Linked DNA regions of Mus musculus: region 1 is linked to region 2. A link is a loop called in an ENCODE intact Hi-C map of the cell type or tissue named here. Cell type or tissue: left cerebral cortex. All regions are shown on one strand. Links, peaks and the distances in the headings refer to the core of each region. The heading gives the core; the rest is flanking DNA.

Evidence for each region. Peaks named below come from ENCODE experiments on the same cell type or tissue, not always from the same donor. Only the 100,000 strongest peaks of a DNase experiment are listed, where the experiment ranks them.
Region 1: it touches region 2 in a loop (12-fold over the local background); 11 of 42 quality-filtered maps call a loop at or near these places.

The regions. Positions count from the first base shown.
Region 1 is chr9:117,959,449-117,975,270 of GRCm38, forward strand. It overlaps Zcwpw2 (zinc finger, CW type with PWWP domain 2), which reads right to left. Exons shown (of 9, transcript NM_001378466.1): 4 at 5,016-5,130; 5 at 519-565. Among named protein-coding and RNA genes, the nearest start is that of Azi2, 73 kb to the right of the region's middle. In left cerebral cortex, for the core only: a CTCF peak has its summit at 7,401; DNase peaks (open chromatin) are centred at 3,483 and 7,360.
Region 2 is chr9:116,418,898-116,434,719 of GRCm38, forward strand. No RefSeq gene overlaps it. Among named protein-coding and RNA genes, the nearest start is that of Gm31559, 34 kb to the left of the region's middle. In left cerebral cortex, for the core only: a CTCF peak has its summit at 7,542 (motif pointing right); DNase peaks (open chromatin) are centred at 7,548 and 8,519.

The sequences.
Region 1 (15,822 bases), core at 2,687-10,686, 1.5 Mb after region 2:
TCTACTTAAGTTTAACAGCCATACTAAGCTATGAACTTATTGTTTAAACTTTCTAGGAAAAATTAGTTTTTCATTAGTTCCAGTAATGTGCTATGTATGAAAACGTTGTTCTGAGTGTCTATGTGAAGCATGATTTAAACAAAGTACTTGTTCCCTTGTCCATCAGTGTTTCTATTGCCCTAGTTACATAAAATTAATGGAAATCATCACAAACATGGTTGATAGTCAGCCCATGAAAGCAACTGTATATTCAAGTAAACTTCAGAATGAAAAATCAGATATAATTCTTTTTAGTAATTTATTTTCCCTTAAAAATAGAATTTGAGAGGCAGAGGCAGGCGGATTTCTGAGTTCGAGGCTAGCCTGGTCTACAAAGTGAGTTCCAGGACAGCCAAGGCTACACAGAGAAACCCTGTCTCGAAAAACCAAAAACCAAAAACCAAAAACCAAAAACCAAAAAAAAAAAAAAAAAAAAAAAAAAAAAAGAATTTGAAGTTAACTTTAGAACACAGTCTTACCCCTTTCTTGGTCACCACAGCAGCTTTGGTATCTGTTTTGGCTCTGTCTGTAAGATAACACAATATATCTACTTTAAAAAAGAATCCATCTTCCTGTTGAAACAGATGCACAAGTACAAAATTAGAATTTTCTGCTTTATCACACATTAGTAACAGGGCTGTCTTCAGTGGCCCTTTTAACTAAAACACTAATAAATTCACCTCCTCAGAGCTGAGTAGAGTTAAGAATCCAAAAGCCATAATATCAAGAAGAAACTCTTGTCTGTCGGATGTCCTTGAAATAGTATTAGTTAGCATCAAGTCTGTCTAACTTCTGTTTTCTGGTTGGTCTGTGCACTCTGGAGTACATAAAATCTAGAATTCAGTACATGCTATCTCTACTTGCACACGTGTTATACACTGGACATTGGATAAGAATATCATACAAACTGTACCTCATTTAGTCTATGCACCACTGTAAGGCACACAGTCCATCTCCCTGTACAACTGGGGAGATACTCTAGCACCCTGCCTGTGGCTGTACTGGCAGAGTAGACCCATTTGATTAAAAGCCCCTAGTCTGTCCATGGTGTCTGCTGCTTCCATTTGAGACCACTGAGAAACCAATACTGCCTTGGATGTGACTCCACAAGAATGTGGATACTGGTACCACTTCTCAGACTACCACCAAAACCAGAAAATTTAGTAACCAACTAGCTCATTGGAAAAAAATTCCAATATATTATTTTGGTATACACAATATATGTGTGTTATTTAAAAACAACAGAGAATCGTCTTCTTTGAGGGGTAGTCACTGTAGGCTTCCTTTGACTAATGGATGGCTCACACCTATACACTTACGGGTGGCACCGACCGGATATAATGTGTTGTTGACGAGAACAGGTTAAAAGGGGGAAATGTTAGGACATACAGGGGTAGTAGGAGAGGAAAAGAGGGAATATGTGCCATATCATTGTACACATGAAATGAAGTTATCAAAGAATATTAACAACTGAGAGAAAACAAATACCCAGGGAAGTGTGTTCTATTTATATTTATCACTGGCTTTCATATGAATTGTTCTTTTCTGTATCCCCATAATGCTTAAAATGATCATCTTCCAAGAAACACCATCTCCCTTCACTCAAGAACACACAAGACTACTCACCATTACAGGTAATTCCTCCAACCAGGAGAGACCCCCACCTTCTTTCTGATATTTTGCATGTGTCTAAACATTATGCAAGATTGGAACAGTCATCAAAGTTAAGAATAAAAGTTTACATGCAATGGCTGTTTGATGCCATTCATGGCCTTAAAACTGTGAAACCAGGTGTCTTCAAGTGCAGCAACTGAAAGTACCTTCTTACAAAGGGAGAAAGCAGGCCAGTTTCTGGTCTGGCATAGGACTTAAAAGTTGCCACCACATCTCAATATGTTAAGAGCTAAACTGAAAATCTATCAGTGAAGAGAGGCTCTTGAGGCACATGTCTACTCTCAAGTCTGAAGGAACAGATGTCAGTTAGAGAATTACGGTTTGCCTGAGCAGAAACACATCGATCGACAGAATCTTCCATGACAATCATTCTAGAGGTAAGAAAATCTGAACCCTAATTGGCCTAGCCCTGGAGGTTAAATACGGACAACCCTATGAAATAAAAACTGCACTAGAACACGGGATGTGAGATCTGCAGCCCTTCTGTGAGTTCTTCCTCCTGAAGAGCCACCAAGTTCTCACAGGGGAGGCTGGAGAAAACTCCCCAGGCATCTGGCAGAGTGAAGGGAATGTACTCACAGCCATGTTCTTAACGAGATCTGCCCATAGAAGGAGCTGTTTTACTACTGACCAATGCATTTGAATTTTCCAGAGCTTCACTCATCATGGGAAGCAAACACATAACTGCAATCCCCTGTAGAAGCCCTTACTACTTAAATGAGTAAAAAAGAAAAAATAATGAGGAGTCTTGTCAAGTTCATAGCGTAGAACTGAGACCTACCACTAAGACAGCAGAATGTCCCCCAACCCCTTAGTGCAACCTTAGCACTGTCTAAGCTGACTAAAGACTGAGACTGCAGTTTCTGTTGTTCAGGGTACCACACCCAGCTTTGAAGAGAGATCGATAAATGGATGCACAGACAGACATACAGATAGGTGGGGGTGCAGATAGTTATAATTATCACATCGAGAAACCTAATACTAACAGCCAACAACAGCAAAAACTGATGGTAATGCAAATAAACCAGAAACTTCTCTGAGTCAGAAAGAAATGCCAGAGGAGCAAAGGTCCTTTAACAGAAGGAAGAATGTCTTTGATGGAGTCATGAGTAAACAGGATGTGGCCTGGGAGTGAAGCTCTAAGCTTGAGACTGTATTAAATGAGACTGACGGAAGTGTAAGGGACAAATGAAGAAGAAAGGAAGGGAGGGAGGAAGGGATGGTAGAGAGAGAAGCAAGGAAGGTTCAGCTGGGCATGTTGGTGCAGTCCTATAACCCAGCATCTGGAGACTAAGGCTTCAGAAAGATCGCCATATAAACAAACAGCCAAGACCTGAAAAGACACTGCAACAAAGAAAACACAAAGGAACAAATATGCATATGGCAGTGTTGAGGCCAGGGGTAACCAGGGCCTTTGGGAAAAAGCACAGTTGATTGTAACACAATGCTTAGAGCCTGCAGAGCACCAGGGGCTCTCAGTCACCGTTGACACAGCCCTGGAGATCAGCATGTCTTCAACACAGCATCTGCTATCTATCTTGGCTACTGTTTACTAAAGGGATTGAAACTTCATGGCCACAGGAAAACTACATTAATCAGTAACAATCCAAACGTGAAACAATCCGGATGTTCCTAGGCAGATGAGTGATGGAAAGTGTGGTATGTGTAGGAGTAATGGAATGAGCTACAGAACGATGCAAAGGCTTGGAAGAAACTTAAGTATGTGTCACTATAGGAAGGAAGGCTATGTGGAAGGATGCCCATGAGACATTCTGGAAAAAGCAAAGTTGTGGAGAAGGTGATAGCAAAAGTAGCTTCTGAGTGTTGGCGGGAGAAAAGATGAGTAAGGAGGACACGGGATTTTAAGGCCATGTAATGATTGTGTGCGGTATGACAATGATGACACAGCGTGTAAAACTAGAGTCAAGTCTCATGTGCACTCTGAACTCAGGTTACGAGAAGTGTTGGCGTGGGCTCACTGGTTACAACAAATCACATGGTGTGGGCTTTGATGGTAGGAGAGGGGAAGTTCTGGTGGACAGAAGGTATGTAATTTTTGTGAACCCAAGACAGCTCCAAACATGAAAGACTATTTTGTAAAAACATGAATAAAATTCTGGGGGTGGGGTGGGGAGGAGCAGGAACTGGCAGACCCATTCCAAATGCAAAGCACAGGCTGAGTAGGTACCACAGTGGAGGCGCTTGCCCAGTGAGGGTGGGGCTCATGGATGTTATGCTTTATCCAGCATAGCCTTTAAACTCACTCACCTGAAAGTTAGTAGGCATGGCATACTTAACTTTAAAAAGATTATGACTGTCCTAGGAAATGATTATAATAAACCCAGATATATTTTAAAATATTCTTGTACAGTGATCACAGTTATTTTTTCATCCCACATAGCCTTCTGTCTATTACTTTAAGTTCGAAAGCACAGTACTTTATGTAAAGATCTGGCCTTCAGCAGTAATGGTGAAGGTTTTTCTCCATTGGAAAAGTCTCATATACATTGTCAGTAAATTTGTATAGGAAACTTTTTATTTGAGAAAAAAAAAACCTATCTACCTAAGTTTATGTTTTAAAGTCATTCAGTTGACCTGAAAGCGAGGAGAAGACAAATGATAAGCATTGTGGCTCTGGTCACCATCACGCCACAAGAGACACTGGCTCCTGCAGTTATGTAGGAGAATGAAAATGCTGTAAGCCTGTGAGGTGGTTCAGGAAGTAAGGCGCTTGCCTGTTGACTGAGTTTGACTGATCCCCCAGGACCCACCTCAGAGAATGTGTTAACTGATCCCCTAAAGTGGTTCTCTAACCTCCACTAGAACACCACGATATGTCCACAATAGATAAGGAAAACAGAATAAAACAATCTTAAAACTGTGACTATATGATTCACCCCCACTTTGGTATTATTTTAAAATCAAGCATTTTGAAAACACATATTCTCAAAAACCAAACAAAATAATACAAAACCCAGAGTATCCCTGTAAAACTATCATATGAAGGATACATTTTTAATCTGTGGTTTCTAATATTTTAATTATATGTTTTGAAGTAATGGTTTATGCAATCTAAGAGTAAATAAAATAGCAGAAAGCACTAATTACAGTGCCTGTGTTTAAACTAAAAATAATCTCAGAGAACAAGATATGTGCTATTAATTCACTTGAAGATTCTTTTACAATGAACAAAAACCACATTTGTACATAAAGAAAACACATAAAATGTTAAATGTACGGACATAGGAGGCATACATCCAAGCGTTCTGGTTTGGACAGTAAGAAGAGGAAACTTTACATACTCGGCTTTGACAGGCAGCACACTTCTAGTCTTTGCTCTGCGGAACACCTGTAGAGTTGGTATGCTTCCTCGAGGGCACTTCTATACCACCTCTTCTTCTTCGTACAGTCTGCTGCCTAGAGAAATGCATAAATTCAAACAAGGAATAGTGTTTATTTTTAAATGTTAATTTTGTTTTAGATCCTATACTTGACATAACACTCACTGGAGCTAAGTCTAATTTGAGCACCACATAAATGTTGCTTAGGCTTGGTACCTGGCTATTGTTTTAGTGTTTTGAAGCTTAGCAGAGTTGTGAGAATCTAAGTTAAAGACCCTTCATTAAGATGATATGATGCATTTCCCATGCTCCCAGGGTAGCAAGCAGTCAGCAGGATACATCTGAAGGGGGTAACACTAACCTCACTTTATGTGACAGAGAACGAGACTCGAGTGGTCAGGAATGACAAAGCAGTGTTCTTAGTGTATGACAATTAATTCTATTTGCATCTAGTGTGGTGTTGTGCCAGACCTACACACACACACACACACACACACACACACACACACACACACACACACTCTTTGCCTGCTCTGCCCCAGCCTCTCCGTGTGTATACTTTGTGAGTCTGAGCAGCCAACCACTGACTTTTCATGAGTGTTATAGGACACAGTGGATGACAATTTCTAGGATAGTAGGAATACAGTGTGTGTCATTCTAATAAGGCATTGCACATTTTCTAGGTGTTTAAAAAACTGAAAAAAAGAACCTGAATTAAAAATATCAATCATCTAATACAGCAATTTTTCTAAAACCTTTTAATTGTTAGGAAGTTTTATGACTTTAAATATTACAATTATAAAATGTGTGACTGATTTTCTTTTTGAAAATGCCATCAGTGGGGATATGGATATTTCTTCTACTGAGACATATTTACCACCCAGACATGAAGCTCTTAGGCTTGTCCTAGATAGAAGAAATAATGCAGTATTTGCACACAATTTTCAACCTCTACAACATTCCCTCTCAACTCACAGAATGAAACTGTGAACAAAGCCCTTTTCAGATGCCACATGGGTAGTCCCCAAAGTATTATCAACTATTTGCTCCAAGTATGTCCAACATTGTCATTTATTGATTTGCTACATTCTGACATATGTTGTAGTTACAGGTGGCCATGACCATCTCCACCCAAAAACGAAGGTCCATGACAACACTAGGTGTTTATCTTTGTAGCTTTCATGGTGCCACGGGTTTGACACCTCAATGAGTGTTGTGAACATTCAGAAAATGCCTCTTAACTGCTTTTGGACAATCACTGGTACATAATTGAAGTAGTAAAAGCGTATAATCAAATAAAAAATACTTTCATATACATAAAATGTAAATTTCATTCATTTATTATGTTAAGCTGAAGGGGTTTGCCACCCCAAAGGAGGAACAACAATATCAATCAACCAGACCCCCCAGAACTCCCACAGACTAAACCACCAACTAAAAAGTACACATGGAGCAACCCATGGCTCCAGCCACATATGTAGCAGAGGATGGCCTTGTTGGGCATCAGTGGGAGTAGAGGCCCTTGGTCCTGTGAAGGCTCTATGCCCCAGTGTAGGGGTATATGAGGCCAGGGAGGTAGGTGGGTGGGTGGGGGAGCACCATCACCACCATAGAAGCAGGGGGAGGGGGTATGGGATAGGGGGTTCTGGAGGGGAAATTGGGAAAGGGGATAACATCTGAAACGTAAATAAATGAAATATCCAATAAAAATTTAAATTTACACACAAAAAATGAAAATGTAAGCAATTTGATTTGTTAGCTGTAATCTTTAATGTTTACAATTTATGTGCTTTGTGTATGTGACACAGCACATGTCTGGAAGCTAAAGCACAACTTGAGGAGCCTAGTTCTACCCTACCAGGCGAGTTGTTGTGATTAAACTCAGGTTGTCAGGAATGGAGACAAGCATCTTTACCCACCAAGCCATCTGGCTGGCTTTCACACTGCACATGTAAGTTAAGACTGTCACGGTGGCCATGGTAACACACACCTTCAACCCCATCACTCAGGCAGGTGGATCTCTGTGAGCTCACAGTCAGCCTGGTCCACAGAGTGAGCTCTAGGCCAGCCGCGCTGTATGTAGAGCTCTTGTCTCGAATGTGTGTGTTAGGCAGGTAGCTAATGTGTCTCTGCAGCACTAACGCTACCATGATGATAAGGAGCTGTCCAGTGGGGATCTCTTCCTAAAACTGAACAGATGCTCCTCGGTTCCCTTTAAAGAAACAGCTCGGGACTGACGCTGGCAACACTGAACTACAGACAGCTCAGGGAGCTGGGAAGCTGGGACTCTGTCAGGGCTTCTTTAAGAACTTATGGTAGATACAGGACACCTAGTGGCTGAACAAATTAACACTGCCTGAAGGTGCTCAGTTGAGCCTCAACTTTATGAAGAATTTTTAATTCCAGAATGAGACTCAACTGTACACTGCACTTTTTTTTTTTAAATCAAGACGTGGCAGGTTCAAGCTCTAGGGATTCTGGATCTCCATCTTTGTCACTCTCTGAACTCTTTCTCACGTAGTCAACCATGATTAATGCTTTTTCTATTCTACAAATTCAATATGCATTTATAAGCACTTGAAAAAAACATAGGCATTTATTTGACATTGATATTAATAGATATATGTTTTGTTTTTCCTCTTTTTGATTATGCAATTGATTGACTGATTCAACACAATGTAGCCCCCTATTTGGGGAACTGTTGGTGAGCAGACAATACTCACCTCTGGTCCACTGTGTGAAAAGCAGCACTCTAGCATTCTGTGTGGGGTAAGGAAAGCCTACATGGCAGGAGGCCAGGGCAATCACCCATGCAGAGTGAGCGAGAGCAGAACAGTGGTCAGAGAAACTCACTGAAACTGACAGGGTGTCTTTTGAGCAGACTTGAAGGAGTTTGGGGAGCCAGCCATCTAGCCCTTCAAGAAAAGAATGTTTCTGGAGAAGATATTCTCAAAGGTCGGATATGGATGCATATTCAGGATGCATCAAAGAACGCAGTGTGGCAGAGAGACAATGATAAAAGATGGGGAGAGTGCCAGAAAAATTACTAAGGGCCAGAGTAGGGAGGGCCATGAAGCCAGCAGCAGTGTTTAGTTCCTGCCCAGCCTGAAACAGGTGACACTGCAGAGCTCTGGTGGAGACGGTCCACCAGACCGTCTTTCCCTGCCTTTCCCGCTTTGTGAGACATGGTCTTACTGCATACCTCAGGCTGGACAGAACTTGCCATGCCCGTCTCACTCTGTTCACTGGAATTACATGCACCACCATACCTGGCTTTGGTTAATGCCTTCAAACAATCAATCTCACTACTCTGATGAGTTCAAGTTATGCAGAAGTTAAGTGTCGCTGTGGAACAGCTGCTTAGCAGGCTACAGCAACAGCCCAGGCAGGAAACCGCAGTGGTGTGCAGCAGGGAGACACTTTTGAGAGTGTGAATTCTGTTATTCCATTCCAGCTTCCATTACTTTAGTAGTATTAGTAACAAACTGCTTTAACTGTTAGAGTTTCTATCATTAACACCTTGTGTATTCTGCAGGCGAATATCATCACTCTAGGTTCTACGTTCCTACAAATACTAAGATTCTGTTTCCTTTTAAATTGGGGCTTTGTTGACAGTAACTTAAATTGACATCTACTGAGTTAAATCTTCCACACCAAAAAGTGGATTCTGTTTTTCCATCTTCTTGGGCTTCTTTCCTATCTTTGTAGTAGGATTTTGAAGTTTTACATAGTAGGTTTGATGCTTTGCTTCACACTCTTACTCCAGTGCATTTTATATAACTTGGTGTCATCAAAAATGAGTATCACAATTGTATTTTCAAACTAGTCGCTTGTGTACAGCAATCGTATTAGATGAGATAGAACTGAATTTTCCCACTTTGAATGGTTTTCCTATTATTCAGTAAAGACAGTAGGTTTTCTACTTGAGTTCTACTGCTTTGCCAGGCACATAACCATGTTAAACACATTGTGTTGGAACTAGAGGTGACTCAGTGGTTCCCAGCACTGGACACTCTTCAAGATGTCTTTACTGTCCAGTACTCACATAGCAACTCACAACTGTTTTTATTCCAGTTCTTATTCATATAAAATACAAATTGAAAACTATCATTTTGCTTTTCCCTTTCCTGTCTGAAATTTTTTTCTTTCAGCTAATTATATAAACAACTAAAACCCAATATTAAATATTAGAATATAGAAATTTAACATACTTTTTAAAAAATTCCAATTTCTTACAGAAATGATAAGTTTCTCCTCTATTTAAAATACTCAGTCAGATAGATGAGTTCATGTGCTTTCTAAAACATGAACTGAACCAAATCATTCTGTAGAGGACTTCAGAAAGAGTGTTTGTAACCATCACAGCTCTCCTAGACACTGCTACAATCACTCACTTGGCATCTTCCAGGCAAAGGTCTCTGGATTGTCAAGAGAGGCCCAGTATCTCACTAAGCAAATGCATTCCACATCCTTGTTACTAGGTTACTGTTTATCAAGAATGAATCACCACCGAGCCTGAAGGTATTGTAATGGTAACATTGTCATTCATTTTACTTCAAAACACTAATAACTCTCGTGTGGTGGCATAAGCCTTTGATGACAGCGTTCAGGAGGCATAGACAGGTGGATCTCTATGAGTTCCAAGCCAGCCAGATCTACACAGCGAGTTCCAGCCAGCCAGGGCTATACAAAGCAACCCTGTCCAAAAGGGAAAAACATGTAAAGATGAATGCCTAGAGTAGGTCATGTGACACTTCTGCGTATCTGTTAACTTCAGAATATAAAGTGTCCTCCAGTTGCTGTGCCCCTTACAAAATTAATAAAATTTCCATTAATGTGTTCAAATTGTTTAAGTTTCTGTTCATGCCGGCTCTTGCACTTCATGTACAAGGAGCACAGCCCAGGCTGCAGCTTGTGCCCGCTGATCCTCAGCCCTCTTTTCCCCTAAATTTACCATATCCTCACGTGTTAAAATGAAAAAGAAAAGAGGCCAAAGAAAATGTTTTTGTTGCTCTACTATCATACAGTGTTATAGTTGATACCTTGTAGACCTGAAAGAAAGTATAGTTTTCATGGTGTTTTTAAAAAAAAAATTAGATTCCCACCTTCCCTATCCTCCCTCCAAATCCTCTCATGTAACCCCCTTGCTCTCTTTCAAAGTTATGGCCTTTTTGTCTTGAATTGTTGTAAATGGATGGTGCATGTGTGTGTGTTTGTGTGTGTGTGTGTGTGTGTGTGTGTGTGTATTCCTAAATATAGAAGTACAACTGCTTAGAACATATCGTATTGCTTTGTATGTCTAACCTTTAAGGGCTGACCATTTGGTATTGGATAACCAATTGGTGTGCTCTTCCTTGGGAAGATTATTTATTCCACTCTCAGTATTGCACAGCTGTGTTAGTTCTTTGTCTAGAGTTGAGGCCCTATGAAATTACCCCATTCTATGTAAACATGTCCATTGGTGTCATCCTCTCTTAGGGCACATTTGCCATGTTTTTGAGACTTTGCAGGTGTAGCTTCATAGACATAATATTTCTAGGAGATGCATTTCTCAGCAAACTTCTTGTTCCTTGATTCTTTTCATCTTTTTCCCCCTTTAAAACAATGATGCAGAACTTGCATTGTAGATGTATCCATTGGTACTGAGCACCACAATCTTCATTTTGATTAGTGGTGCTTTTCTATAATCTTCATCTATTGCAAAGCATTTTCTTGACGAAGGGTGAAAACTATGCTTACCTGTAGATACAAGGATAAATGTTTGGAATGTAGTTAGAAACTATGCTGGTTTAGTACAGGGGTGGTTGTAGTTTTTCCTCCAAGGTCCATGACTTCAGTAGCTCAAGGTAGGTGGTTAGGGTTCTAGTACCAGGCATGATTTCCCTCTTGTTGAGTAAGCCTTAAGTCCAATTATAGAGATGTTGGCTAGCACCAAAGTACTATATGCCACTACTGCACACTTAGCATTATGGTTGCCATATTGGTCATTGTAGTGGTTTATAACCATCACTGCTAGGTAAGACTGTTGGTTGCTTCCCTCCTTTGGAAGCTAGCATGGTATGTGCTGGTAACATGAACCTGACAAATACAGAGGCAAATGCTCACAGCCAACCATTGAACTGATCACGGGGACCCCAATGAAGGAGTTAGAAAAAGGACTGAAGGAGCTGAAGGGATTTGCAACCCCATAGGAAGAACAACAATATCAATCAACCAGAACCCCCCCCCCCCCGCAGAGCTCCCAGGGACTAAAAACCAACCAAAGTGTACACATGGAGGGACACGTGGATAGCCCTGGGGCTAATTATATTTGATGTTAATTCCATTCCCCTATGAGGGGTTGTGAACAAGGAATGAGTCAGCACTCAGGTGATTTCCTGTAAACCTGCTTTCCACCTTAATTTGTAAAATAAAAAAGAGCTGATGATTGGGCAGATAAAGAGAAGGTGGAGCGGAAGGCAGGGAGAGAGAAGGAGGAGAAAATGGAAGAGGGAGAGGATGCAGTGGAGGAGGAAGAAGAATAGTGGAGCAGAAGCACATGTCCTGGAGAAACTACAAGGTCTAAGGGGTCTCATAGATGTGGAATACGGTAGTGTGGTGGTAGATCTGTCCAATCTAGGCCCACAGCATATATTAATTATGTTGTGTTTCATTGCTGGGGCATATTTGGGTTGGAGATTTACTACAACAGGGACCTATGGCTCCAGGTGCATATGGAGCAGAGGATGGCCTTGCCAAGCATCAATGGGAGGAGAGGCCCTTGGTCCTGTGAAAGCTTGATTCCCCAGTCTAGGGGAATGTGGTGATATGGGAGTGGGTAGGTGGGAGGGAGAGCACCCTCATAGAAGCAGGAGGGGAGATGGGATAGGGGGTTTCTGGAGGGGAAACCGGGAAAGAGGATAACATGTGAAACGTAAATACAAAAAGTATCCAGTTAGAAAGAAAGAAAGAAAGAAAGAAAGAAAGAAAGAAAGAAAGAAAGGAAGGAAGGAAGGAAGGAAGGAAGGAAGGAAGGAAGGAAGAAAGAAAGAAAGAAAGAAAGAAAGAAAGAAAGAAAGAAAGAAAGAAAGAAAGTCCTCAGGAAGGAGGCTTTCCAGCTCCAGGAAAGACCCAGCTCAGGTCTCTGGGCTCTGTGTCCAAAGTGTATAATGTTTTTGACAACCCGACTTACCTTAAAGGCATTTTTTTAAATTAAGATTGTTTTCATGAATATATTTGATCAAGTTTTCCCCTCCCCAATTCTTCCTAGGATCTACCCACCTAACTTTTATGTTGTGCTCATTCTCATTTACTGTGAGAAGCTTCTTTGATAAGGGTTGAGAGAAACATTAGGAGTCATTTTATTGCTCTGTTCTTTGAACAGAATAATAGTATTAGGTTTTCCCCTAGGCCTATGACCTATATAGTCTAGGTTCTTGGCCACTTTAGCAGTGTCAGGTATGGATTCCATCTGATGAAGTGGGCCTTAAATCCCATAAAACAGTGGTTGCTCCCATAATAGCTGTGCCACGATTGCACTAGTGATACCTTGTAGGCAGGCCGCTGTTGTGGGTCAGAGTCTGTAGCTGGGTAATACCGATGATTACCTTTCTCCTCCAGTGTGCAGAGCAGCTCCTAGCACCATGAATGCTGGTCAACAGAGGTAAAGCATCTAGGTATGCACACCTTAACTCCTTGGTCTGAACACAAGTAAGTACTGTTTGAAAGAATTTTTTATTGTGAGTGTTTTGTGGCATATTGGTTTTTTGTTTGCTTGGCCTTTTGGTTGTCTGTTTGTTGTTGTTTTGTTTTTTGTTTGTTTTGAAAGTCTATCTTGTGACTGGTGTATCTGGGAGCAGCTCCCTCGACAAGGCAGTCTTCCTTTGTGCAGTTGCTCTAAGCATATATCTTATTGCTATTCCACACCATTCTATTTGGATGGCATGTGAACTCTGCATCATTATCTCTAAGCACAGTCCAAAGTACTGGCCATTCTCAGTAGCTTCATTTCTCTCCAGCTGTGATGAACAGAAACCACCACTCTGCACAGATTTCCTGGGGAAAAGCTGGCCATCAGTATACTGTGTTTCTCAGGCTCTTAGGTCCACGCATCAAATGGTCAATCAAAGAATCTTGTACTTTGCATGAGGTAAAGGAAAACAACCATCTTTCTTTTTCCCTCCATGGGTAAGAGTGTAGGGAAACTTCCACAGCATTCTAATGTTTTTTCTTAAGAAACATTTGTATGTTAAATGCCAGGTTTTTAGACTTATGTAAATTAAGATATGTTTTGGCAATTCCCTTTACATGTTCTGCGTAAACTCTGAGTGTGTGTGTGTGTGTGTGTGTGTGTGAGAGAGAGAGAGAGAGAGAGAGAGAGAGAGAGAGAGAGAGAGTGCTTAGCCACAGAACCATCTCTCTGGCTGTACATGTGTGTGTGTGTACATTTGTGCCTTATTTTGTAATATGGAAATACAATTTTTGTCCTTGGTTTAGAGTCCTAAAATCTTACATAGTTTACTAAAACCTGGCTATCTGCAATAATGTTTACTTTCAAACTAGCTTTGCTTCATATTAACATAAATATATTTACTTATATTTTATGCTTACAATGTTTGCTTGGCAACATGTATATAAATGAACCACATGTGTGCTAAGTGCCTATAGAGGCCAGAAGGTGATACCAGATTCTCTAGAACTGGCGTTAGACAGTTGTGAACCATCATCTGGGTGTTGGGAACAGAACCTATGTCCTCTGTAAGGGCAGCAAGTGCTCTGAAACACTGAGCCATCTTGCCAGCACGCACAGAGAGGGTTTTAACCCTGCTGTTTAAGAAGAAAATGTTCAAGCTCATAACATGCAGAGTTGAGTAATCTCCGCCATGACTGACTCTAGAACACACCACACCTTTCGTTACTTCTATATTACTCCGGTACTTGCGCTGTCTCAGTCACTGAATTCTGGGCAGAGAAGAAAGTGGCACTGATCAGCTTGGGCACGGTTTAATTCCAGCATCTGGAGATGGTAAGGCAGTGAGGCTGCCAGCTCAAGGCAGGCACAGACATCTTAGGGAGACTCCACTTCAAAATAAAATTTCAAACCTTATGTCAGTAGTTGAGTATTTGCCTAGCATATAATAAGGCCCTGGGTTCAATCTCTAGCACTAGAGAAACAAATTCGTGGGGAAACAAACAATAAAAGGAAGCAGTAACGAGAGAAGGGAAAGAGCTGAAGACTGCTATGATCTTATGAATCGAAGCAAGATGATTTTGCAAAGACGAGGGAGAATGGCCATCTCCGTTGTCAGGGAAGCTCGAGACTGAAGAGATGGGTGGACAGGGAAGGGAGAGGTCACACAACATGTCTGACCTTGTTGGACAAGCCCTAGCTGGGTCCAACATTTAAGTTTATAAGTCACTGTCCCGTGTAATCTTGCTCCAGTCAGATACTATTGGCCAACTGAAGGCTTTGTATCATCCTTCTTCCGTCTCTCAAGGCTTAAGAAGCTAAACTTCCCATATTGGTGATATTTAATGCACTGGATGCTTCTTGCTGTTGCTTTATGCTGATATGAAGGAAAAACTGAAGAGGAGACGATAGTACGTGTGTGACTGCCCAGAACAGGGGGTGCAGAGAATCCTTCAGTCTGGCACAAATTCAAGTTACTGTTGCTTTGTACCCCACAGATCTTTTGCTCAACAACAAAAAATTAAACTGTGATGAACAGAGGTTAAAGAGAATAAATCTTACACCTCAGGCTTGGAAGCAACAACAGTGCTCCACTACCCTATTTTTGCTAAGTCAAACCACCTTGTGACTTGTTTCACCTAACCAAGATGATAATTTTGATCTCAGTAATTGTGAGACCATGCTAGATATACATGAATTGAAAGGACATACATGGATTTGCAAAGCCACAGCAGGTAATTATCTTGCACCACCATGGCAACAAGAATCCTCAGCCCAAATGATTTTCTGCCACACCTAGAAACAAGTATCTTTGCACAGGTCAAGTGCCCTGGTGACAGGGACCAAGTCACTGTGCTATTCTCCAAGATTCTGCCACTTGTCCATGGCACTGACAGGACAGACTTCCATTGTCCTTCAAGTAGAGAATCCTCTGTTGCTGTCCAGGCTGACCTCTTAGTAATAGCCTACCCCACCCGCCAGTATGAAACTCAGGTGAGAAAAACAGGGAAGCCCTGAAGTTTGACCAGAGACACAGAAAATGCTTCTGTGTTGGAAGATTAAAAACAAACAAACAAACAAAAAACCTAGTTACTTTTGAGAATGAAAGAAGAGAAAAAATAGAATCAAAACAAGAATTATTGTTGACAATCCAGTGTGCTGGCTACCACAGAGAAGAGCACTGTACTTCTGGGATTTGGACAGTCTTACATTCTTCCCCTCCTTGGTCCCCTACAAAGTTTGCACTCCCCTTTCTATGGCTGTCCCCAATTCTCTATTGCACTTATAAAAGAGTAACGGGTATCCTTTTTGTCTACCATGTGTTCATGTCAACTAATTTAAGTCTCATAGGGGCACCAAATTCATGTTTTATTCAATCCTACATGTTTAGGATTCTTAAGTATGAGAACTCAGTAAATATTGAGTCTTGTAAAGACAGATTTTGTTAAATGTGACATTTGTAAACCCAGCTCAGACTCTGAAGGTGAAAGACAAAACCAAACAACACCAACAAAATCTAGTTACATTTTGCCCTCTATAAAAGTGAAACAATCTAAAAGAAGGACCATCTGGCACAATCATAACATTACTTCTAGATAA
Region 2 (15,822 bases), core at 2,720-10,719:
ACCCTCTGAGACCATAATCCAAATGAAATGCTTTCTTTTATAAGTTGCCTTGGTCATGGTATTTTGTTACAGCAATAGGAAAGTAACTAAGACACATAGTATCTGTCATTTTAGCTCTTCCTCCATCTTGTAAATAAATCTGTCAGAGCATTTGATAATGAAAGGAAGGGAGGCACTATTTAGCTGTGTATGAATCAACTTTATCCCACTCAAGGTCTGCTGTCCTTGCTAGGGCACAGTGCTCACATGGGCATCTATACACACACGCATGTTCCTAGGCATTTATTTCTAGTTTGATCTGTGGATAGGAACATCTCATTGAACAAGTGTCAATTCTGGTTACTGCAGCAATGCAGGACTGATAAAAATTATCTTCTCATCTAAGAAAATGAGATGCGATGTTTTTTTCCCCCCTCAGAGGGCAGAGGAGTTAACCAAGACAAAATAAACAAAACACAGCAATCTAATTAAAATAAACTGCGATCTAATAACACAGAATAATAATGATCGGTTCCTAGACTATCTAAGTCAAGTCCATGAAGACATTGTATTTATAGCAACAGTGCCAAAGTGAACTTTCAACAACATTGCTGGTGCCAATCTGAGTAAGTTAGACATAATTATGTTGTTTAATAAATATTGAATGAGCATCCAGAATGGCACAAAATATCATGCTTGAAAAACATAAAGGTCAGCGCTCTTGTGAAATTTAAATGAGCTAATTAAGACATTTAATTGCCATGCTGAGGAGCTGGAATGAAGAGGAGAACACTGGGAAAGGCTGGTAGACGTGTCAGTCAGTGGAAGGCATAGAGAGGAAAGCGTGGTTGGGACTATTTTATTTCCATGGGCTGTGAGGTACATGCACGCCATTTTTCTTGGTCGCATTGTCTCTGGGCTGATTTTTCTGTGTTGAGACAGGGTCTCATGGAGTCCCTGAACTCCCTCCATATGTAAGACTGACCTTGAATTCTTGTTCCTCCAGCCTCTGCCTCCTAAGAGCTGGGATTGCAGGCATGTAGCATTCTGTTCGGACTGAAGTGCGAGCCGAGGAATTCAGTGACTGTATCTCTAAGTCTTGGGGAAATAGTTGAAGATGAGAACAATTTTAATATGGGATTTATTATTTTGCCTTTAAAAAAAAGACTCTGTGTGTGTGTATGAGTGTGTGTGTGTGTGTGTGTGTGTGTGTGTGTGTGTGTGTGTGTGCACAAACATGTAAGTACCTGCAGAAACCAGGAGAAGGTGTTGGATCTCCTGGAACTGGAGCTAAAGGGAGTTGTGAGCTGCCTGATGTGGGTGCTAGGATTTGAGCTCAAGTCCTCTGGAAGAGCAGCCAGTGCTCTTAACCACCAAGCCACATTTACAGCCCCCTAAATGACACTTTTTACACCAACATTCAATCATTGTTGTTGATATGAATAAATACAATTGATTCTCCATCTTTTCTCCTGCATTGTGACCCCACGAAGTTTACTCACTGTTTCTCATGCTCGAGTGGCAGTTTTACCGACTTTAGTTTCCTACATAAGTGGTCATGATGGCTTGCAACACAGAGACCATTTTAATATCTATCTGGGTTTCATTCGTTCTTTCTCCTCCTCCTCCCCTTCCCTGCTCTCCTTTCCCCACCCCACTGGCTCACATTTGCCTCACAACAAACCAAGTAGGCCGGAGCTGGCATCCTGCTCATTCCTGCTCCGAGAGCGAGAACATTTACTGTTTAGTGTCGTGAATGACGACACCACTTGTACATTTCTTCACAGACCTCTTTTATCAAGTTGAAGGATGCCTTTTGTATTCGGAGTCTGCTGTAGGTTGTTTTCAATAATGGATGTTGTTTGTTTCCCCAAGTATGTCTTGCTCTATTGAAATGAACATGTGTTTTTTTTTTTTTTTTTTCTTCTACACTTGAAATGATGGTGAATTACGTTCGAGTGTCAAATTGCTCTTGCGTTCCCAGGCTTAACTGTACTTAGTCATTGTAGACGAGCAAATAGTCCCCAGGAATGTCTGCCTTTGCTTCTGAGAGCAAGACCGTGTGTCTCTGAGAGTATCTTCAATTCCGTAATGTGCTCAAAGGCCTCACTCACAGGATTTATAGTCATACTTATAGGTCATTTAAAAAGAGTTTAAAAGTAGTTAAAACAACCAGAGGTAGACTCTCGTGGTGTCTACACCAGTCCTAAGCTCCCAGTGGCCCACTCACAGTGACATGCCAGAAAGTACTACTATCCCAGTGACAACATGTCTCACTACTCGTAGATTACTGCCAGTTAGGAAAGCCGTGGACACTTTCACAGCATATGGGCCACATTGCTAATTTTGGTCCCCACGTCTCCAAAGATTTATTATATAGACATATAACATATACATATTATACACAGTCACTTAACCAAAAGCCTCCACTCCAAGTCACAGGATCACACCCTTCGTCATGGCCCAGTGTCCCAGGGAAACAGACATAGTTTTTTCAGTCTGAATATTCTGAGGCTATAGTAACCGCGCTCTTCCAAGGAGCAGAGAGCGAAGGTCAGAAGCCTTCTCTTTGGGCAAGGAGAGATTCTTTTTTATGTAGCCATAACACATGTTATTTTCCCTTTAGTATGATAAATGCTTACTATCAATCGATCACAAAGGTATATCAGTAATTGTTTTTTCTTTGTAGGAGTTTCCCTAGCTTGGGTATTGGAATATGGTCAATGGCTTTATAAAGTGAGCATCTTCCAGTATTTAAGTTTCTGGAGAAAGTACAATGTACTTGCTATTTATTTTTGCTTTGAGATGTTTTAAGGACTTAGGCATTTTTTATTCCTAAGAAACTTTTTAACAACAAATTCCATTTTAAAAATAGATCCAGGGCTAGCTTCTAAATTATCTCATTCTGAAACGGGTTTGGGTAATTTACATCTTTTGTGGAATTTGTTCATTTAATCAAATGTTGAATATATTGTCATCAAGATGTTTATTATACTTTAGTGCTATGTACTAATTTAAATGAATTTTCATTCTACAGAATCTATATGGCAATTATACCTCTCATTCCAGAGATTAGTAAATTGTAGGTATTGTCATCTTTCCTAATCAAACTCTGGCTAAAATTTTATCAATTTTATGTTCCCAGTTGGTTAACTTAATTTACTCTAGTATTTTCCTCTCTCCTGCTTTTATTACCTCCCTCTTCTGTTTTCCTTGGATCAAATTCATTTTACTATGCCAGTGTCTTTGAGTAGAAGATGAGGTAATTGATTTGAGAACTGATTCTTTGCAGATACGGCCACAGGGCCCAATAAATGTCTTCCTAGCACCATCTTGATTGCATCCTCCAAATCTGGGGCTGTTTTGTTTTTATTTGACTCAATACAAAATATTTTTAGCTCCCCTTGTGATTTTTTTTGACTTGATCAGTTTGGAAATTTTCTGTTTCATTTTAAAATAGTTGAGGCGTTCCCAGAATCTTTGTATTATTAATTTGTAATTCAATTAGGCTTAATTGGTGGGCATACTGCATATGACTGGGTCTGTTCTGAATTTACTGAGGCCGTTTTCATTTACTGAGCCCGGAGTATAGCATGTTATGGTAAATACTTAATGTGTACTTGGCACTAAGCGAATTCTGTGCCATGGCTTTTCGAATGTCTGCTGCTTGCACTTTTCCCTGTCTTATCACTTATTAGGGGAGTATCTTTGCATTCCCCATGGAAAACTGGGAACTCATTAGTTTCTCCTTGTAATTTTGTCAGCTATTCTCAGCCGAGGTTTAAAAGTTTGGTCACTAGTTTTGTGAAAATCTAATATTTTAGGTTTTCTCTATTAGTTGGTTCTGTTTTCATTATGATTTTACTGTGTGTGTGTGTGTGTCCTTTAATTAGTTATTTGAGAATTTCATACATGCATACAATGTACTTTGAACATATTCACTTCCTACAAGTTGAGTGTTTGCATTTAAGCATTATATACTTTAATATATGTTCTTATAAAAAATGATTAAATTGAATGTTTAATGGGATTACTAACTGGCTCCTTTTAATTTCCAACCAAGAATCCATATCTCTTGGAGTTCATCCTAGGTTTTATGGATAGGAAGGAATTTATAGGGTAAAAGGAATTATTAGGAAGTTGTAGAAATAAAGGTTGACAGAAGTTTTGAGATATCCCAAATCGGAGGAGTCGCAGCAAAGCCATCTGCAGGTGCCTGCATAACCTGTGACACCAACCTGAGAAACTCCTTGTAGGGCGTTGGAGGGGACATGCAGCCCTGCCACCAGAAGACAATAGCCTTTCGTTTCCACCTGGAGTTAAAGGTCACGGAAGTGCCTCTAACGGGAAGAGTCTAATTAGATCACGCCGACAAGAAATAGTTTCCAGTGTTTATGCCTTGGCGGGATGTGGGAAAGCTCAGAAGAGAGTTACGGCTTTTAGGAATCAATGAACGGCACCCCTCTCCCAGGCCCAAGCTCCGCATGCAAGCACTGTGGGCATTCCCTGAGAGTAGATCCACCTGCCCATCATTTTAGGAGCTCATCCACTCATCCGTCCGTACACTTGCTCATTCTGCAAACACTGCATTACCATCCCATGCTTGCAGAATACTAGCATATGCAAAGTGTCAGGCCCTGTCGTCAAGTGCAGAAACACAACAAAAGGAGCCTGCGAGGCTCAGCGTGTAAGGGAGCTTGCAGAGCAGTCTGGGGGCCTGGATTCCATCCCTGGAGCTCACCCAGAAGAAGGAAACAACCAACCAGCAATTGCCTTCGGATCTCCACATGCGTGTCTCCTCACCAGATAAATACAATTTAAAACACTCCATAATTTAAGATGGTAAAGACGTATACAGCTGTTATATATTTAAGTAAACACTAAGATGTTGAGTCATTGGGATAACGTAGTTCTATAATCCCAGCCCTTGGAAGATGGAAGCAGGAGGATCAGGAGTTCAAGGCCACCCTCAGTTATATAGTGAGCCCAGGGCCTGCCTGGGCTACTTGAGACCATGTGTTAATAAAATAAAATAATTACGTGGAAAGAAACCTAAAGTATCACATATTCCATACAGCATTTCATTGCTGATTCTGTTCCTCTCCAGTCGAAGTTGCTGCACTGCAGTGGGATTTAGCCTTTGTAGAACACACAGCACACATCTCTGTTCGCAAGCATTTTAGACCTTGATTGACGGGACCGTGGGAATCATTTTGTGGCTAATTTTTGCATCTCTAGTCTTTAGCACAGTGACAGTTTCTTGTTTAATTTTCAGTGACTATTCTAGAACAACGCATGATAATTAAAGCCCTTAGCAGGATCTATCAGAGATTTTTACGTTAGAGAGCCCATGATCTATTGAGGAAGATTCATCAGCCAGTGGTATAACACAATGAATTTCATGGTATAATATGTACAGGCGATAACAAGGGGCAATCACATCCTGTAGGCTAGCTCTGGGGAAGGCTCCTGAGGAGCAGAGATAGCGGGAATGCACCTTGAAGGGTCAAGGAGAATTTACCCAGAGATGGGAGTGGAGGACACAGCCAGCTGCAGAAACAGACTTTAAATATAGACAGAGCGCTCAAAGACAACCAGTGCGTGTCAGAGAGCGCCTAGCCCTGGAGTGGTGGAGCCAGAGCCAGAAGAGAAACCTGGGCAGGAAATCTGAGCCAAACTGGAAAGTTTGATATGCTGTGCTAAGAAGGTTGAGTTTTGTTCCTTCTTGGTGGCTTTAAGCAGAGAAATGACAGGATCTGTATTTCTAAAATGCCAGTGGCCGTATACAAAACTGGATTCTCAAGGAAGCAAGTGAGTAGGGGCCACTTGCAAATGCAATGTGCTGAGATAATGGGGAAGTGAGGGGGGGGGTTGTGCTGAAGGAGAGGGAGGGAGGGAGGGATGGAGGGAAGGAGGCAGGGAGGGAGGGAAGGGAGGGAGGGAGGACCACACATCCCTGAGGAACCTTCTAGGTAGGCACAGATAGAATGGGGAGGCAGACTGGAGAGTCTCTGTACACTCACAGTATCAACTCCTTCTTGCAGTTTGGAGTTTGTTTAATTGTTTGTATAATCCAAGGTGGCCTTGAATGTTCATTTATCATTTTTTAAAGGAGAAGCATATGTCTGTCTTTGAATTTGGGACTCTCATTAATCAGTGGAACCATCCCTGCGCGTTCCCTGACTTCTGTCTATGGTCTTTATGGGCGCTCAGACCCCTGCGCTCTCATCACTGAGGAGAACGGCCATTGACTGTCTTCTCAGAGCTCATCTGAATTAACTTTATATCCCTTTGTAAAGGATGAGGCCAGGGTAGAGAAGCAGCCGAGAGGCGGCCTGAGAGGCAGGTCCTCATTGGCTCCTTGTTCTTCCAAGTGAGCAATTTGCCTCTTTAGAGACTCCCAGGCATGAGTCAGAGCTCTTCCCGAATCACAGTTCTCAAGAGAATGTTTCCACATGACCAAAACACAAAACAAACAAAAAGCAAAACAACAAAAGCAACAACAACAACAACAAAAACCTAGAAACAAAAAAGCAAAACCAAAACCTAAAAAATCCAAACCCGAAACAAGAAGCTCAGCAGAGGAGAAACGAACAAACTTCTGTGACAGGAGAGGAAGGGCCAGCAAAACTGTGGTCTTTGACAGCATTTGTGAGCATAGGTCACACAGCGCCACATAAAGCTAGACATAGATGTGTCTGGGAAGAGAGAATCTCGACTGGGGAATTTCTTCCATCACGTGAGTCTGTCTACAGCGCCTTTTATCACTTAGTACTTGTGGTGGCACACGCCTTTAATCCCAGCACTTGGGAGGCAGAGGCAGGCGGATTTCTGAGTTCAAGGTCAGCCTGGTCTACAAAGTGAGTTCCAGGACAGCCAGAGCTACACAGAGAAACTCTGTCTCGAAAATCAAAAACAAAAACAAAACAAAACAACAACAACAAAATCACTTAGTACTTGATGCAAGCGGTCCCAGCTGAGCGTGGGTACAGGACTCCTAGGCAGGTAGACCTGGCCTGTATAAGAAAGATAGCTAAGCATAGGGGAGGCCTGCCAGGGAGCGCTCCTCCATGGTCTCTGCTTCAGTTCCTGCCTCTAGCTCCTGCCTTGACTTCCCTCAGTGACAGACAAAGACTGAAAGCAGAAGATGAAATAAACCATTTCATCCCCAGATTGTTTCCGGTCCCGGTGTTTTTGACAACAGCAGAAAAGCCAGCAAGGACAGCATCAGAACAACTGCTTAAAAATCAACAGAAACGGATCCTTACTTTCATCTCTACTTCTAAAATGCTATAAATTGAAATATGTAAACTTTAAATGTTTAAATAGCCCCGGTAAGATCACCCTATCATTTAAGTAGACAACTGTTGCTTCTTGCCCAACTAGAATTAAGAAGCTCCAAAAATTTCAGAGAGGCAAGAGTCTCTTTCTCCGGTACAAGAAAGAGACATTTAACTGTGGCCTTCCAGCATCTTCCCACTTTGGCTGCTTCTTTGGAAATAAAAATTTTATTCCCCTGATAATTTTGTGCCGAGTGGTGATTGTCAAGACATCGGCCAACAGGTGGCGCTGCAGGTCCGTGTCAACGTAATTACGAGGCGCCTCTGGTTTTGTATAGAAACAGAAAATCCACCTGTCCTCCACAGGAAATCACAGGGTCTCCTGGAATAGCCTAAAAGGCTTCCAATAAATATAAACCCCAAGGATTTATAGCACTTCTTACTGCTTGCCCAGAGTCCTGTGCTAGAGAAAGGACTACCCGAAAAGTTTGACACTTACAGCTGTTTAAATATATAGGAAAGGGGCAACGCGTAGAACTAAAAGTCAACGTTCCAGCCTGGGATTATATAGCATGATTTACAGATGTCGTGATGAAAACCAGGAAGGATGTTACAGACGTTGCAACCATTTGAGTCTCACTGTTCACCGGCCAGATCTGCAGTGCTGAGCTTGAACTTGCTACCCAGCCCAGAATAACCGTATATGCCCGATCCTCCAGACCCCAGTTCCCAAGTGCTAGGATTAAAGGCATGCAACACCGTGCCGGGTTCTAAGTGGTTCTGGAGCTCAAATCCAGGGCTTCTGATATGTTAAGCAAGTATTGTATCTGGTGAGCCACTTCACCAGCCTGCAGAACTGCGGTTCGTAATCAGAGACGAACGGTCCTATTTGATAGTATTCTTAACTATAGTTGAACGCAAGCAAGCTGCCGTTGTTGTAAAAGGAGAAACCAAGATCCAGCAATGGGCAATGCCAAGACTGTTGAGTAGTAGGTCCTAAATCCTAGAGGTCTGGCTCAAACTTAGCTCAGAGATCTGCTTGTCTATGCCTCGTCAGCCCTGGGATTATGAGCGAGTGCCACCATGAACAGCCATTTTTATGTGGGGTGTGAAGATTGAACTCGGGTCCTCCTGCTTGCAAGGCAAATGCTTTCCTGACAGAGCTATCATCTCTCCCGCTGGAGAAACACCTTCTTCCGACACACCCTTTACTTCCTGGACAAGTCACACTACAGAGAACTCCTCTAGAGTTTCTTTGTTCAAGAACAGCCTTTGAAGAGGCGGCTGTTTAAGGCTTCAGCCCACAGAAGAACGGAGGGATAGGCTGAGCTGTAGTGGGGGAAGGGAGGCCAATGCTGTTTCTTCCTGTTGGTCACAGAGGAGGGAGCAGTTTTACACATTCCTGTGGCCCTGACTTCTGAAAGGACTTCTTCAGAGACTGCAACTTGTCCAGATGCACAAAGACCATCTTCACTTGGTCTGGTTTCTAAATTGCTCTTGGTGGGAATGTCTTCCGCAGCTGCTCGAGAAGGCTGAGCCAGCTGAAGACCAGGAGGGAGTGGCTCTTCAGTCATTATCTTCCTTCCAGAAAAAGCGATTTAGGGAATCCTTTAACAATAGAAAACTGGGCAGTTGTGCACAATTCAGTGCTTGGAGGGAGAGGCACAAGTTCAAGGTCACCACTGGCTGCACACAGTTCATAAAATCTACTCCTACCCCAAATCCCCCCAAAAAGGAGAAAAGAGAAATTGAATGCTCTAATAGAGAATTTATTATCTGCTAAACTTTAATCAATAATAGCTAATGCGTTAAATCATCGATTTTTTTTTCAATTTCTTACTACAATCTGGATGACCGGACTGGGTTTGTTTGCTTGTGAGAGGTGTTGGAGAGCTGAAATCCATCCTTGCACACAGTAGGGCAAGTCCTTGCTGAGCTACACCTCTGACCTCTCCAGAGTTTGAAGTTTGTTTTCTGCTGATAAACTCTGAGATTCATACTGGTGAAATTAGTTGTCCAAGGTCACAACTTATAAGGAGCCAGCACATCCCTGCAAGTGACTCAGACCACTGCAGATGGTAGGACCAAGTCCCATCCTCAAATTTGTCTGATTCCTTGCTAGGGTCTTATTTTTGGTGGTATTTGTGTTGGTGTCAGTGTATATGTGTGCCTATGTGTGTGCACATGCCTCGGTGGGGGGTAGGGTGGGAGGATGGAGGGCCTGAGACTGTAGAAGGAGATGATATTTTAAAGTGCTAAGCTCGGGTGTCTTACACTAAAGCCTGGCCCCTTTCGATGGATCATCTTGTTAATGTATTCCCTTTTGGGTAAATCTACTGTGATTTGATGGGGAACTGCATCACATGTTAAATAAAAAGCCTACAGTGTGTAGCCTCATTATGGCAACACAAAGCCTCCTTTCAAAATCAGACATCTGGGCCTCTGCAACCCGAGAGGAGAGTCTGTCCAGCTTCAAAGATGGGGGAGCCTGGCAAGGCAGACGCTTGCAATATGATCCCCTACTTTTGCTGCCCCTCAGAGAATCTCTCCCTTTGTTCCTGAATGGAGGAGTGAAAAATCAGAGCAGTCTCACTTCCCTTTGCCCTGGTTCTGTGCACTCCGGGAAAGTATCGCACAGGTGTGTATTGTAAATGTTTATATTGCCTACGAGGAGAACGGAGACAGCTTTCCAACTAAGATGGGAGTTTGCACTGGGTGATTCAGTTTCATGGTTTTTCCCTGCCTCTTTCCCAGGGAGTACCAGGCAAGAATGTGAACGACGATGTGTCACAGAAAGCCTGCATCCATATCCTAAGAGTTCGAGTGCTGAGTTTTCTCCTGTGGTCACTTGGTGAGCTGTGGGGATGGCTAGCCTTGGCTCAAGGGTGGAGGGTGCCAGGCTATTTGTAGCATCCAGTCTCAGCTTCAAGTTTGGGCAGATTTGGGCAAATAGTATAGAAATGTCTGAATTTAAAACAAAACAAAAGAAAAAAAGAGACAGGAATGACAAACTGTGTGTCTGTCATCAGTCTGTCCGCTTGAAGGCTCAGCTCTGCCATAAGTCGTATGCCTCTGGCGCCATTAGCTGATTGGCCTGCTGGTTCAATGATGTCAGTAGTCCAGGGCTGGTCAGAAATTGAACAGAGGTGAGGGTGATGTCAGAAGCAGGCTCCTTATATCTTTTCTGTCTTTGGTTGCTGCTGAGCTAAAGAAAACGCCCAGCTCTCTGGCAAGCAGAACTTCTAGCCCTCCCCTGACTCAACTGCCCCTTTCTCTCCTACTCCATGCAATAGGAAAACCATCCATTTTCAGCTGTTCCGAGCTTGGGCAGTTAGGGGACCCCACAATAGGAAAAAGAATGTGTCTAATAGGCCAAGTACACACAACCAAAGTCCTGCCACTGCCACCTGGTGCTGGTGGTGGCACTGGCGAGTTCAGAACCCCCTATTTAGTGAGGAGAAGGCCAAACATTTCTCCCCATGTGTTTAATTTCCTTTCTGTATATGGCCATCTAGATAAATTCTGGATCCCAAGATGGGAGTTTCAAAGAGATACTGTGTGTGTCAATGATGTGAAAGCAGAAACGGAGCTGTCTGGAAGAAGAAACAGACGAGTATACACAAGGGAGGAGAGAGGAGGGCCATTAGAAGGAATGCAAGGTAGACATGCTCAAAGTATGTTATATACAGGTATGGAAATGGTCTTATTTTACCCAGTTAAATAAAGCAAACAGTTTTCAAAAGACGGGAGGTTATCACCGTGACATAGGGTATCCAGCTCTCTTGTTTCACTTCTGTAGTGTGCTGAGCTGAGCATCAAAGCCTGACATCATGGATACCAGGCGAGCATCTTATTGCTTTCTGAGCTACATCCCTACTGTGCATCCCCGTTTTAGAGTCTTCTAAGGTGCTGAATGAAGAAAGCATGTTATCTGCTTTCTGCATTAATCCTTGAGCTACCTCCCATCTCATATTTTATGGGGAGGAGGCTGACTTACAGGACAGCCAGTGATTTTTATACCCCCCTCCCGAGGACAGTAAGCAACACAGCCACATAGTCATTCCCTTACTCCATGAGAAATAACATGTAGGGTGGGGGGGAGTCTTCTGCTCCCTCCTCGAGGCCTGAGGCCTTCCATACAACTCTCTTAGCTTTGTCCCCAAACCTGAGAATAACTACGTGACTGGTCAGTGCTCTGGGATAGTGAGTAAACCAAAATTGAAACGGCCAGTGAGCTCTGTGCTCTAAAATCCCACCCAAACCATCAGCACATAGACCCAGGAGCAGCTTGGTTCTGTTCCTGTCTGACTCCCATTGAGGTGTGTGAGGTGGGGAGATGGCTAAACACCCTGAAGATTCTCCCAGGAGCCTTGCCCACTAAGCTTCTCTTATGTGGTGTAGATGCTAATGGGTGAAGATGCTTAGCTTTTCCTGTTGGCCCCCTCTTCTTTTCCATGTGCCTTAGCTTTGTGTTCCAAATATACCTTTGAGCTTAAAGATTTCTATTAGTCTGTGATATGTGCATACAGTTCACAATAAAATTGCAATTCTGTTTTCTCTATGTCTAAGGATTCAACCATCCTTGCATGCCTGATTGCAATACACCCCAAATCTCTTCTGCAGACCTGGTATGGTCTAGCAAGAGGGATACAATTTGGGGAATGTTGGCTGTCTGCTCTGTCAGAGATGCTCTGTGACTCAGTCACTGTTTTCCCAGTTATAGTTCTCCACCACTTCTGTCTTAGTTGCAGTTATACTGCTGTGAGAAGACACCATGACCAAGGCAACTCTTATAAGGACAACATTTAATTGGGGGCTGGCTTACAGGTTCAGAGATTCAGTCCATTATCATCAAGGCAGGAGCATGGCAGCATCCAGGCAGGCATGGTGCAAGAGGAGATGAGAGGTCTACATCTTCATCTGCATGCCTCTAAAACTCACTTCCAGGCAGCTAGGACTGGGGTATGAAAGACCATGCTCACAGTGACTCACCTACTAAGAGTGCCACTCCCTAGCCCAAGCATATATAAACCATTGGAACCTCTTACTGGCTCTAAACAAGGAACTCTTTTGTTAGGGTATGAACTATGTTGGAAGCATACAAGTTACCAGTCTGGAAGAACATAAATTAACTAGAAGTAGGCAAAGGGAGCTGCAATGACTCTAGCTGTGTGTGACTAGGCCTCCAAACAGGACATGCTCCTTTTCTCAGGGGAACCCTTTTCTTCTTCATTGTTCATCGTCATGCAAGAATTCCTGTCTGCATTTCCAGATGACCTCCCCCACCTCCTGTATTGTCCTATATCCTGGTCCTTTTCCAATGCTGGCTTTAAGATATCATCTTCTGAACACCAATCTCTGATGCTCTGATACACAGATCTATTTCTTGGACTTTCTAGGGTGTTGGGGGGAGATATAACTTGCAAAAAATGTTAATTGTTTTTTATCTAAGTGACTCCAAGTGCAGGCACAAGAAATCAGTGCAGATATTATGTCAATATGACTTGTATAAGATTATTTTAACAACAGTGTCAACACGACTTAGAGGAATCTTCCAGGAAGATATTGCTCAGGAAGGTAAGATGGCAAACCAGTTAGTAACTTCACTGTTTGCATCAGCAAATTCTTACATATCCCTTTATCAGACAATACTTGTATCACCTGGCATACAGCATGCTTAGCAAATCAACATGTGTGCCATCACACACTCAAAGACCCTTGCCTCACTGATGACCCTCTCTGGACTGTTAGAGTATGAGTATAACTCAGCTCTGGTCATTTTGTAACCTGAAGAGGTCCACCACAGCATTCTTATGCCCAGAGCCCAATAACGTTGTATACTGGAATTGTCTCAGCAGCTCAGCATCTTCCCGTTTGTTCTGATAATTTCACGTGGTCACATAGAGCAGGATCCCTGGGGGTACAGTTTGTTGAATTCTTGACCCCTTAATCTGGTTAAGGCAGGATTATGGATGACTTTGTGGAAGGTCTTTAGTGATTGAAAATAAATGTTGGAACATAATTTCTGCTCTGATTCGACCCAGTTTTAGACCATGAAGGATAGAAGACAAAGAGCTCAATAATCAGTTAATTGGCCAGCCACAAGCAAGCAGAGGCTGTCATGTCCACCAACATGAAAGTGACACGGACCAATGCGTAAACAGAAAGGCTTCGTTGGATGTCTTGTCCTCCAAGGAATGTATAGGACATGGTGATGCTGAACAGGCAAAACCCGGGAACACCTCCTACTTGGCATTGCTTTTTGAAAAATAACGCTGCTTACCTATTTATAGCTTGCCTAGTGGGGACTGGGCCTGCCTCTCTTTGTCAACATAGGGCAGTTAATTCCAAGAAACCTCTCAGAAATGGAATTTAATCAGTCCCATCCAGGTTCTGAATATATAAAACATGATCAGCATGTTCAGGTGGTTAAATTGCTCGTGTGATACTATTTTGTAGGACTCTCACTATTTTGTATTTTGAAATACATTACTTGGACAGGAGCACAGACCCCCATATTTGTATGATTTAAAGAACAATAATAAAATGCTTAATGAATTCCAAGTTAGCTCCTGGGAATGTCTATCCTGACCCTGCTACCTTCTCGTAGAAATAAGTGTTGTGCAAAATGATAATAAGCACTATTCTTTCTCCCCTTTTATGCTAATTGTTTATAAGCTCCTAAGCATCTCATTCTGTTTTACGACTTTCTACAGTGACATGTTTTATAATGTATTCGCTTTCACTTTGTTCTGCTGCTGCTTCACACAGGGTCTGTACTCCCTGCTTTTCTATTGCTGTGATAAAAGAGTATAACCAAAAGCCACTTTGGGGAGAAAGAGTTTGTTTTTAGTCTATGGATCCAGATACAACAATTCTGAACCTGTGGGTAGCGACACCATTGGGGGTCGCATATTAAATATCCTGCATATCAGATATTTATAATTCATAACAGTAGTAGAATTACAGCTATAGGTAGCAATGAAATAGAATTATGGTTTGGGGTCACCACAACCTGAGGAACTGTATTAAAGGGTCACAGCATTAGGAAGGTTGAGAACCATTGTTCCAGAGGAGACTTAAGGATAGCAAGAGAGGCATGATAGCAGACAGCTGAGGCAAGGTAAGTGACCACATCTTAACTGCCAACACAGAGAATGAAGTGAAAGAGAGAGAAGGCTGTAAACCCTCCAAGCCCTCAGGAGATGTGCTTTCTCCTCTAGTTACGCTCCGCCTCCTGAGAGTTTCATAACTTTCCTAAGTAACACCACTAGCTGGGGACAGTTCTCATTGGAACCATCACAGGGTCTCACTCTGTGGTCTTGCTTGGCCTAGAACTTACTATGTAGCTCAGGGTCGTCTCAAAGGCATAAAGCATCCTTTTGCTTTAGCATCCCAAATGCTGGGATTATAGCTTTAATCACTTCATCTTCTGTATAAAATATTATAAAGCACCAGGTCATGAGGACTATATTATTCCTCTTTTCCTTCCTCCTCCTCCTCCCCCTCCTCCCCCTCCTCCTCCATCTTTCCTTCTTTCCTTCCTTCCTTCCTTCCTTCCTTCCTTCCTTCTGTCTTTCCTTCTTTCCTTCCTTCCTTCCGTCTTTCCTTCTTTCCTTCTTTCCTTCCTTCCTTCCTTCCTTCCTTCCTTCTTTCCTTTCCTTTCCTTTCCTTTCCTTTCCTTTCCTTTCCTTTCCTTTCCTTTCCTTTCCTTTCCTTCCTTCCTTCCTTCCTTCCTTAAGTATGTGGCCTGGCCAACCTGGGGCACACTATGTAGTCTAGGCTGGCTTGAACTCACAGAGATTCACTGCCTCTACCTCCCGAATGTTAGACATAAAGGCATGTTCCACCACATCCAGAATTCTTTTCACATCCATAATAAACTAATTGTGGATCTCTGTACAATTGCACTGATATATGCACCTATAACTCCTTTATTTCCACTGGTCTATAATATTCCATTATAGGAGAGAATACACACACACACACACACACACACACACACACACACACACACACACACACACAGAGAGAGAGAGAGAGAGAGAGAGAGAGAGAGAGAAACTATACTAAGGGTACAGAAATTTAGGCAGTGCTATGATTTGAATGAAAAATGACACACACCCTGCCATCCAGATCATGTATTTGGACATTTGGCTTCTGGATAATGATGCTGCTTTGGAAAGTTGCAAAACCTTTCAGAGGTGGAACCTTTTTGGGAATTGTGGGTCACTAGGGTGAACCTCAAGGTTTTATAGCCTGGCTTCACTTCTTGTGGTATCTAGATCCTGGCTGCACATACAGTGTGAACCACTGTCTTGTGGTTTTGTTTCCATTCTTTTATCTGCAGTGATAAGCTCTGTCCCCTCAAAGTATAAGCCTAAATAAACCCCTTCTCACTTGCATTTCCTGGTGACAGGTGTCTGGGCACAGAGAAGTGCCAGATGTAGATCATGGTCTGCACTGAATGTGAAATGTTCCCCAACGGGCTCATGGGTTTTGAACAGGTGGTCCCAGCTGCTGCTGCTGCTGCTGCTGCTGCTGCTTGGGGAGGTTATGTAAC